Linked DNA regions of Homo sapiens: region 2 is linked to region 1. Evidence: chromatin loops called from intact Hi-C (ENCODE). Cell type or tissue: CD4-positive, alpha-beta T cell. All regions are shown on one strand. Each heading gives the region's core, and the rest is flanking DNA. Links, peaks and the distances in the headings are about the cores only. Region 1 holds the start of TVP23C-CDRT4 (TVP23C-CDRT4 readthrough). Region 2 holds the start of TRIM16 (tripartite motif containing 16).

What was found. A loop is a pair of places that touch in the nucleus more often than their neighbours do. Peaks named below come from ENCODE experiments on the same cell type or tissue, not always from the same donor. Only the 100,000 strongest peaks of a DNase experiment are listed, where the experiment ranks them.
Region 2: a loop joins it to region 1, with 4 times the contacts of the local background. A loop is called at or near these places in 1 of 110 quality-filtered maps.

The regions. Positions count from the first base shown.
Region 1 is chr17:15,560,320-15,565,694 of GRCh38, reverse strand. It overlaps TVP23C-CDRT4 (TVP23C-CDRT4 readthrough), which reads left to right and starts at 2,212. Exons shown (of 6, transcript NR_037924.2): 1 at 2,212-2,258. It overlaps TVP23C (trans-golgi network vesicle protein 23 homolog C), which reads left to right and starts at 2,212. Exons shown (of 6, transcript NM_001135036.2): 1 at 2,212-2,258. The coding sequence starts at 2,247. It also overlaps a transcript of FBXW10B not described here. In CD4-positive, alpha-beta T cell, for the core only: no CTCF peak of the experiment used is centred there; DNase peaks (open chromatin) are centred at 1,914 and 2,204; H3K4me3 peaks cover 1,659 bases; H3K27ac peaks cover 269 bases.
Region 2 is chr17:15,681,058-15,686,432 of GRCh38, reverse strand. TRIM16 (tripartite motif containing 16) reads left to right here and starts at 2,122. Exons shown (of 12, transcript NM_001348119.1): 1 at 2,122-2,237; 2 at 3,276-3,397; 3 at 3,482-3,579. In CD4-positive, alpha-beta T cell, for the core only: no CTCF peak of the experiment used is centred there; a DNase peak (open chromatin) is centred at 2,132; H3K4me3 peaks cover 1,998 bases; H3K27ac peaks cover 267 bases.

The DNA of each region.
Region 1 (5,375 bases), core at 142-5,141:
AAGATGAAGGAATATCAGGCCAGGGAGTCCACTGGAGTGGTTGATCCAGGAAAAGCCAGCAAAGCTGCATGGATCAGGAAGATCAAAGGCCTGCCTATTGATAATTTCACGAAGCAAGGGAAAACAGCGGCCCCTGAACTTGGACAAAATGTATTTATCTAAACCAGCCTTGGGAAATTACAGTGTTTTACAATAAACAGAAAGCCAAGCGGATGTTGCTATTTGGCCTTTTTTTTTTTTTTTGACTGTTTCTTCCTGGTAATTAATGTGGGAACTCCCAATTATCTTCCCCTGAGCCAAATATTTGATATCATCAAAATAAGAAAACAGAAGGAGGTTGGGCGAGATTAGCATCTGTAGTCCCACTGAAAACAATTTAGTGAGCATTAGGAAAGCCCAGTTTCGTTGATGGGGGATGGGGAGATGATCACTGGAAATTAGATACCATTCATCACTACCAATTTAGTGCTATTAGTTCTTCTGGCAAATGAAGTTATGGGATTATATCAGGGTCATGCATTGGAGTTTTCTGGTATTTTTGCACAGAAGCCTGATGAAACCCATGAAGAATTTAAAAGGGGAAGCCCTCAGTGGGGTTGACCTGCTGCATCTGACAACATTGAGCTTTTCCTTCTCAGGGCTAACTCCTAAGGAAGAGAATTAGCATATTTATCCTCTGTACAAAGAGGGCCAGTAACATCAAGTGCATTGAGGTTTCTGCTTAAACCTTTGGACTATGGTGCAGGGACCAGGTAATTTAGAAGAGTGCAGCCCACTACAAGAGCTATGGCCCATTAGAAAGTTCAAGCCTTGACCAGGTGCGGTGGCTCACGCCTGTAGTCCCAGCACTTTGGGAGACTGAGGCAGGTGGCTCACCTGACATCAGGAGTTTGATACCAGCCTGACCATCGTGGTGAAACCTCGTTTCTACTAAAAATACAAAATTAGCTTTAAAAATTAGCTATTAAAAATTAAAAGACGATAATGAATTCAAACACAATGCCTTAAAAAACCAAAAACTACGAAAAACAACACAAAACTCCACAGCACTGAGTGGACCACTGAAAACCTGCCATGGGCAGGCTGGACGTACAGGCCCCAAATTTGTTAGCTTTTCATCTCCAAGGGCACGAATGCAATTGTGCTGCCGAAATGTCTCGCCTTTGAGAAACGCGTGTGTGTGTTTTTCCCCTTTCATTATTAGAATATTAGGTTTTAAATGGCACTGGCAAACAGCCACATAAAATTTGTGATTTTAATAGAATCCCTTCAATTAAGGAAACGTGCAAATACCACTATGCCAACAGCAGTCTGACTCGGCCAGACAGATAGGATATTGTCATCATCACCGCTTCAAAGATGACTTAACGCCCCTTAATTTCACATCCTTTGTTCAGGCAAGATCACAGCATGAGCGGCTGGACTTAAAACTGTAATAAGTATAACGTCTCCCATTTACTAGATACTTACACTGTAAGGAAACCATTATCACCCCCACTTTACAACTGACGAAAGAAGTACATAAAGGTTGGTGATATGATTGGCAATAGAGTTCCCAGGCGCCTAAGCTCCAGGGCGCAAGGTCTCAACTCCTGGAGTCTAAGTTTATACCTCCCATAATAATACCGTCCATTAGTTACTCTAGAGTCCTCCTGCCTTGTTTTTCTTAACGTTTTACTTCTCTGCAAGAACATATTTTAAAAAGTTGCTTCTACAATTTAAAGTACAAAAGTAATACTGTACAGGAGTAAGTCTTTGTAAAATATTTAAAGAAAATTATATTATACAATAAAACCCCGCCCCCCTGCATTCGGGGCAGCGACGCTGGGGGAACGACTTTAGAATTTGCATTGGGTGGACAGCAAATACTTCCGTAAAACAGACCATGAAGCTTTCCACTTGGAGCCCACTGTGGCCCCAATGCCTTTCCCTTTCGCTCCTGCTCCAGGCTCCGCCTCCGCCGTGTCCGGGCTGCTCGCCCCGCCCCCGCTCGCCCCGCCCCCGCTCGCCCCGCCCCCGCTCGCCCCGCCCCCGCTCGCCCCGCCCCCGCTCGCCCCGCCCCCGCTCGCCCCGCCCCCGCTCGCCCCGCCCCTGGATTTGCTCCCTCAAAGCGGAGGTGAGGCCGGACTGAGGCTCTTACAGTGGTCCCTGCTGGCCCTTGGTGACGGGTCGCGTCAGTTCCGACCCGGACCCGTACGCTGCTGCGCTGACGTGGCTCCTGGAAGCAGGGCTGGCGTAGGGCCGCCATGTTGCAGCAGGTGAGGGGCTGAGGGCGCGCTGGGAGGGTGGCGGCTCCTGGGACTGGCTCTGCAGGTTCCGTGGGACTGGAGCCCGCGTCCCCCGCGCCCGCTACTCGAACTCGAGGAGGAGCGGGGCGGCCGGGAGTGGAGGGCTGTGGGTAGTTGTCTGAGGAGGGCTGCTGGGGGTTCTGAGGCCGCTGGGGGAGGCGTGACCCGTGCGGCGCAGAGCAAGTACTTCTTGCGGCTGTGGGGACGCCCATTGTTAACCAGCGCGAGTGGGGGTCTCTCTTTCCTCAACCCTTATTGCCGGGGTGGAGTTGAGGAGGAGCGGCCTGCGGGCCTCTTAGCTTCCTGACACCCAGGGGTGCGATGCTATCTTGTAGGAATCGGCGACACCGCCAGAGCCTCGCTTTCAAATTGCTGTTTCCAAACTAATGTTGTTGGTGATTCTCTCCTTTGTGCTCTTAGAGTTAATTGTAGTCCACATGTTGGCAACCAGAGACTCGTAAGATTAATAATATTTTTAGAAAAAACTACTGTTTATGGTCACTTAGATTGTCTTAAGTGTTTTTTTCTTTCGGTTCACACAAAATTTGTTGAGGGATTACTATGACTCAGACACGGTTGTAGGCCCAGGGATAGGGTTGTGACCAGTACAGACAGGTTTCTTGCCCCGTATTTTCGGGTTAGGGAAGTGGGTTCTAGGAGATGGGGGTTGGGTGGGGAGACACGATAAATTGTATAACCAAAGATATTTTCAGATAATTGCAAAGGCAGGGTGATGAAATAACAAGTGTCCGAGGATAGGACAACTAAGATTTATGGTCAGGAAAGACTGCTTATGAGGAGATGCCTTGAGTGGAGAAAATCTAATAATGGTTAAATTCAGCTGTATTACAGGAAAGGTGTCCCGATCCAGACCCGAAAAGAGGGTCCTTGGCCGGGCGTGGTGACTCAGGCCTGTAATCCCAGCACTTTGGGAGGACGAGGTGGGTGGATCATGAGGTCAAGAGATCGAGACCATCCTGGCCAACTTGGTGAAACCCTGTCTCTACTAAAAATACAAAAATTAGTTGGGCGTGATGATGCACGCCTGTAGTCCCAGCTACTCGGGAGGCTGAGGCAGGAGAATCGCTTGAACTGGGGAGGCCGAGGTTGCAGTGAGCCGCGGGCCACTGCACTCCATCCAGCCTGGCTACAGAGGGAGACTCCGTCTCAAACAAAACAAAAAAAGTCTTGGATCAGGCAAGAAGGAATTCAGGGTGAGTCCACAGTGCAAAGTGAAAGCAAGTTTATTAAGAAAGTAAAGGAATGGCTACTCCATAGAGCAGCCTGGAGGGCTGCTGGTGGCCCATTTTTATGGGTATTTCTTAGTGATATGGTTAATAAGGGGTGGATTATTCATTCCTCCCCTTTTAGATCATAGAGAGTAACTTCCTGATGTTGCCATGGCATTTGTAAACTGGCATGGCGCTGTTGGGAGTCTAGTAGTGAGGACGACCAGTGGTCACTCTCGTGGCCATCTTGGTCTTGGTGGGTTTTGGTTGGCTCCTTTATTGCAACCTGTTTTTTCAGCAAGGTCTTTATGACCTGTATTTTGTGCCGACCTCACATCTCATCCTGTGATTTAGAATGCCCTGTCTGGGAATGCAGCCCAGTAGGTTTCAGCCTCATTTTACCCAGCTCCTATTGAAGATGGAGTTGTTCAGGTTCACATGCTTCTGACATTTGAACCTGCGCCCAGGCCGGATGAGGCTGGAGAAACACAACCATGTTGACTGTTCCCACTATTTATTTATTTATTTATTTATTTATTTATTTATTCATTCATTCATTCATTCATTCATTCATTTATGAGACGGAGTTTCACTCTTGTTGCCCAGGCTGGAGTACAATGGTGTGATCTCGGCTCACTGCAACCTCCGTCTCCCGGCTTCAAGCGATTCTTCTGCCTCACCCTCCAGAGTAGCTGGGATTACAGGCGCCCGCCACCATGCCCGGCTAATTTTTGTATTTTTAGTAGAGATGGGGTTTCACCATATTAACCAGGCTGGTCTTGAGCTCCTGACCTCAGGTTATCCACCCGCCTCGGCCTTCCAAAGTGCTAGGATTACAGGCGTGAGCCGCCAGGCCCGGCCGACTGTTCCCACTTGATAAGTTTGTGATGTGAACCTCAGTCGAGCCCTTAGTGCTGCCAGGCGGTCATTCTACATTTCCATAGCCCCTTCACCCTCTCGCCTTAGGCAACTATTAAAACTCAAATCTTCAACGTTTCTTCTCTTATCCTCTCTCAGCTGGTAACGTTGCTTCTTGTTTCACTGAAAATGGAAGCCGTCGGAAGACAATTTTCACACTAGCTGCCTATTTATTTGCATGTTTACTCAGGGTCTCATATTCTTTTATGATAATTGGACTGTCAGTGCTCCATTCTTAGGTCTTCCTGTCTACTGTGTCCTGGTTTCCATCTCCTCTTGCCTACTGGAAGGCATTGTTCTAGTAATTCTCTTTCTTGCATCATCAGTTTTTTAATCCTTTTAAACGTTTGCTCACATCAACATATAAACGTGTTTTAATTTCTCTTACCTTAAAAAATGAAAACTTGGCCGGGTGCGGTGGCTCACACCTGTAATCCCAGCACTTTGGGAGGCCGAGGCGGGTGGATCACGAGGTCAGGAGATCGAGACCATCCTGGCTAACACGGTGAAACCCCGTCTGTACTGAAAAACAACAAATTAGCCAGGGGTGGTGGTGGGCAGCTGTAGTCCCAGCTACTCGGGAAGCTGAGGCAGGAGAATGGCGTAAACCTGGGAGGCGGAGCTTGCAGTGAGCCGAGATCGTGCCACTGCACTCCAGCCTGGGCGACTCCGTCTCAAAACAAACAAACAAACAAAAAAAACAAACTTGACACCACATGCTCTTTCACTGGTCACTCCATTCTTTTTCCTTTAAAGACTTGTATCATATATACTTGTCTTTTAATTCTTCCAGTCTCTCTTGTATTCATTCTAGTCAGTCTCTCTTCCCCTCTCCCAACTGTACTGGAACTGCTCTTACTGAGTTCCCCGATGACCTGTTAAAAATACAGTGGTCATGGCTGGGCGCAGGGCTCATGGCTGTAATCCCAGCACTTTGGGA
Region 2 (5,375 bases), core at 211-5,210, 120 kb before region 1:
CAACAATGCATTCGTGTCCCCACCCAGAGTTAACAGTCCCATAGCCCCAACCCCAGTGAGCCAAACCTCAAGTTGGCTGACCCACCATGTACACAAATGAGCCCCTGACTTGAGAAATAGCCCTGTGCAAAAGCCACACGACCGCCATCACCACCTCTTAGCCTAGGCCACTGAGACATTCACAAATGTCACTAGCATTTTTTTTTTGAGACCGAGTCTTTCTCTGTCACCTAGGCTAGAGTGCAGTGGCATGATCTCGGCTCACTGCAACCTCTGCCTCCTGGGTTCCAGCGATTCTCCTGCTTCAGCCTCCCAAGTAGCTGGGATTACAGGTGCCTGCCACCGCTCCTGGCTAATTTTTGTATTTTTAATAGAGATGGGGTTTCACCATCTTGGCCAGGCTTATCTAGAACTTCTGACTTCATGATCCACCTGCCTCAGCCTCCCAAAGGATTGGGATTACAGGAGTGAGCCACCACGCCCGGCCCATCACTAGCATGTATTACTGCTGAAGAAACTTACATAGATAATACACTACTGTATCCACCTAGAACAAAAGCCAACACACTCCATTGAAGCAACACCCCAAGACCCATATGAATAAATCTTTCCCTACAGAACCTACTCCATGAAATTGGAAGAAGTGATTGTTTCATCATATGTGTATAAATCAGTGTAGAGCTGGGTGCGGTGGCTCACGCCTGTAATCCCAGCACTTTGGGAGGCTGAGATGGGCAGATAGCTTGAGTTCATTCAGGAGTTCCAGACCAGCCTGGCCAAAATGGTGAAACCCTGTCTCTACTAAAAATACAAAAATTAGCCTGGCATGGCAGCACATGCCTGTAATCTCAGCTATTCCGGAGGCTGTGGCAGGAGAATCCCTTGAACGCGGGAGGCAGAGGTTGCCATGAGCCAAGATCTCACCACTGCACTCCAGCTGACAGAGCAAGACTCTGTCAAAAAAAAGAAAGAAAAGAAAGAAAAAGAAAGAAAGAAAGAAAGAAAGAAAGAAAGAAAGAAAGAAAGAAAGAAAGATGTAGAAACACATGAAACATGAAAAAGCAAGGAGCACAACACCTCCAGAAGAACACAATAATTTCCAGTAACAGATGCCAATCATAAGAAAAAATACAAAGTTCTGGCTGGGCGCGGTGGCTCACGCCTGTAATCCTGGCACTTTGGGAGGCTGAGGCGGGCAGATCATGAGGTCAGGAGATCAAGACCATCCTGGCTAACACGGTGAAATGCTGTCTCTACTAAAAATACAAAAAAAAAAAAAAAAAATTAGCTGGGTGTGGTGGTGGGCGCCTGTAGTCCCAGCTACTCAGGAGGCTGAGGCAGGAGAATGGCGTGAACCCGGGAGGCAGAGCTTGCAGTAAGCCTAGAGATGATTGCGCCACTGCACTCCAGCCTGGGCGACAGAACGAGACTCTGTCTCAAAAAAAAAAAGAAAATATACAAAGTTCCAGAAAAAGAATTTAAAATAATAATCTTAAGGAAACAGTGGAATTCAAGAGCATACAGTTACACAATTCAATGAAATCAAGAAAATTCATAATTTGAATGAGGAATTTAACAGAGATATAAAAAAGAACCACACAGAAAACTTAGAACTGAAGAATCCAATGAATTAAATGAAAAATACAATCAAGACTCTAACAACAGACTAGATCAAGCATAAGAAACAATTTTTGGGCCAGGCGTGGTGGCTGACGCCTGTAATCCCAGCACTTTGGGAGGCCAAGGTGAGTGGATCACCTGAGGTCAGGAGTTCGAGGTCAGCCTAGCCAATATGGTGAAACCCTGGTCTCTACTAAAATTATTAAAAAAATTAGTTGGGCATGGTGGCGGGCGCCTGTAATCCCAGCTACTCGGGAGTCTGAGGAGGAGAATCGCTTGAACCCGGGAGGCGGAGGTTGCAGTGAGCCGAGATCGCGCCACTGCACTCCAGTCTGACGACAGAGCGAGACTCGGTCTCAAAGAAAAAAAAATTTCCGCTCTATAACTTCACTTTTAACATTGTTTAGTTTTTCTGTTTTGTTTTTGTTTTGAGAGAGAATCTCGCTCTGTCGCCCGGGCCGCTCCGGACTACATTTCCCAGGAGCCTCGGCGCGCACTTCCGTTTCCGGCCCCTTTCTCTGGAGGATCTCCGCGCGTGGCGAGTCTGTGTCCTCCCTGTCCCCCAGAGCAGACACCCTCTCTGTGTCTGGACCGGGGAGGAGCAGACGCTGGACAGGGTGTGTGTGTTCAGCAGTGGATTGTCAGACTTGGGGTCCCGGCTGCTCCCTTTTGGGTCTCTCCCCGGGCCCGCTGATCTGACTGTAATTCCTTCTGCTGGAGCTAGGGTTCGGCCACCTTGACGCGCCCCCTCTGCCCCTGGAGCGTGTCTTTGGGTTTTGTGTGTGTGGGAGTGGGGTGTATGTGTGTTTCTTATCCGAGACACCTCTGGGTCGTTTGCTTGGAAACCGGCTGAGGGCCCGCATACCCTGGAGCATTTGGTTGCAAAGTGAGGCAGGTAGCGCCCAAGGCTCCTGTACCAGGGCCAGGTTAGGCACCAACGCGTCCCTTATGTCTCTGCAGCCTGCAGTGTGGTGGAACCGTTTCATAGACTGAAGTGTGAACGTAGGAGGGGATGGATATCAGAGATCTGTTTATCCACATTTTCAGAGAGTGGTATTGCTCTGATGTGAGCGTAGGCAGGTTACTCTCTGTGTCTCGTGTTCTTTACCTGTAATTTGAGGTTTGTTGTACCTACTATTAAGTGGTGGTTGTGAGGATTAAATGGAATTTTGACATGCAACAGTTGACACAGGGCCAGACACCAAGTAAGGGATCAATCAGTTGTTGCTTTTATTAATAGTAGGCATCCATCTGCCCATTTGCACGTAAGAAGGAAACACCCAAGAATGAAAAGTAGCTTGTTGTAGGTCACCCAGCCAACTAGCACATAGTGGAAATTAGAATCCAGGCACTCCCAGCAGGGCACTTTCCACCACCCTGCACTTTTGTATTCATCAGGCACAGTATCCTTACTGTTGTCTGTAACTGTCTATGTTCCCAGTGTCTGACTCTGCAGGGCCCTAGTGGTATAAAGGTACTGAGACTTGCCTGTGTTCAGGGCTTCCTGAAGATTAAATGGCTGCCGAAGTTCTTGAGTTTAGCTTTAGCTCAAAAGATACTGCGTCAGACTCTGCGTTCTGAGTAGAGTCTCAGAGAATGAAAAAAGAAATACAATGAAAAAGGGGAAAACTTCAATCCAGAACCTCTTACCACAGTTTCTGGTAGAATGCTGGCAATTTCCAGGAAGATACGTGGAGAACGGAAAGGTTGCTACACCCAAATAGTGAAGCAAAGGCTATGATTATGGAGGATTGGACCTGCAAACTCCAGAACAGAGGTAAGAAATAGAAATAAAGGGTCCTGCCATTAGCCAAGAATCTGCAGTATGCACACACAACCTCATTTTAGTTTTTCTTTACAGCAACCTTGTAAAATGTGTGTGGGCAGCACAGAGAACTTGGGCAAGTTAACAGTTTCCTCATCTGTGAATACTGATTTATGGAAAGCACCTGGTGCGTGGTGAGTGTGCGAAGAATGGTGGTGATTTTACTAATATTCCCTTTTAATTTGAAACTCTGAAAAAAGAAGATACCTTACTTCCGTACTCTTTCCATTATACCACCTGCCTTTCTGAAGGATAAGGGGGGATAAGTCGGACTCCTTGGAAGAGAAGAAAGAAATAGGTATGGAGAGGCTGATGATTTGATTTGGCATTATAGCACATGGGAGAGCCCTAGTCCCTTGAACCTCTATGAGCTCAGGGCTAGAGCTGGGGCCTGCGTCCCCAGGGTCCATGGCCCTGCTGCTCATTTCTGGCAGAATTAGAGACTGCTCCTTGGTTCTCTTTCAGTTTTCTCTTAAAAAGCGCTTTGTCTTAAGGAGATACAAAGGGATCCCCCAAATTAGAAGGGACTTCCATAGTCTATCTCTAGTCTGTTTGACTTTCCTATAATATCCTGCCCTCAGGCCCTCTGATTTCTGGAAGTCCTGGAACTTAGGAGTTCCTAACTCTACCTTAGCCCCGACTGATTGTCAGTGTCCAGTACAGGGAGGGGACAGGCATCTTGTGGGGAAGTTGGGATTTGGGAGTATGACCAAACATATTGATCATACCTTTTTTTCCTCGTAAAACAAAGTATAGAAAGAAAGCGCCATAAAGTCTTGGTTAATGTTGATATGCAGAAAATATTGAGAATAATAATTAACTGATGATTAAATGACCTTTCCTGAGTGCTTATTCTGTACCAGGTACTGGTTTGGGCCGTTTATGTGCATTAACACACATTGTAGCAACGTAGGTACCATTATTATTCTCTTTTGTAAAATTAGGAAATGAAGCCCAGAAGAAACTTGGCTATGGTTACACAGTGCCAGGATGTAAAGGCAGTAGGCAGGCAGACTCCAGAGCCAGAGTTCCAATGACAAAGGATTACAGGAGGCATGAATTCTACAAAATTGTGAAACCCTGTACTTGGTAATAACTGAGGCCTAAAAGAACTACTTCTTCCCCCAAACAAATCCACAAGGAGGTTTAAGTACTGCTTTTTGGAGATGGGTGGAGAGAGGATTGAAGAAATAATAAACTGTAAAATATTAGGAAAATATAGAATGATATGTAGAATAAGATAAATAGCATGTAACCCTACTACCTAGAGATAAGCGCAAAGAAATGCTCAAAGGTAATAGCATCAGCAGTTCTCTCCCTACAGGCAAAAAAATCAAAATGGAGAAGTAAATTATGAGCAGAAGGTTGCTTGTTGGGCATAGAATTCAGACCAAGGGAATTTAGGGCTCATTCATTAATTCATTCACAATACTTAGGGACTGCTGTCTGCCAAGTACACCGTGCTCAGTGCTTAGGATGCAGTGGTGAATGATACGACACATACAATTTAGTGGAGCGTGTGTGGTGTTAACAGGCCTGAGATGGCCACAGACTCACCGTGGGCCTGGAATACTCACGATGGGGTGGCTAAAGGTGTCTGTGACCATGACTGCTGGGGTGGGCACTGCTGTCTTTTGCTGCTGTGACTCCCTTTTTCTTGTTCTACAAAATTGGTCACTTTCTCCATTTGCGAATAAAGGAGTTGAGCCTGGAGGTCTTTAAGCACCTCTCCAACTGTAACATTGCACTTCTTGTTTTGTTTTAGGGTTTTTTGGTCCCAGGGAACCTCGTTTTCAGAGCAGTGGCTCACGCAGATCCTGAGCCCAGTTAATGGTCATACCTTTCCCTGAGTTTATGTTCATTCTATCCTCTGAGATTATCTTTGAAGTCTCATTACATAGATGTCTGTAAAATCCTTCAAGCTATGGAC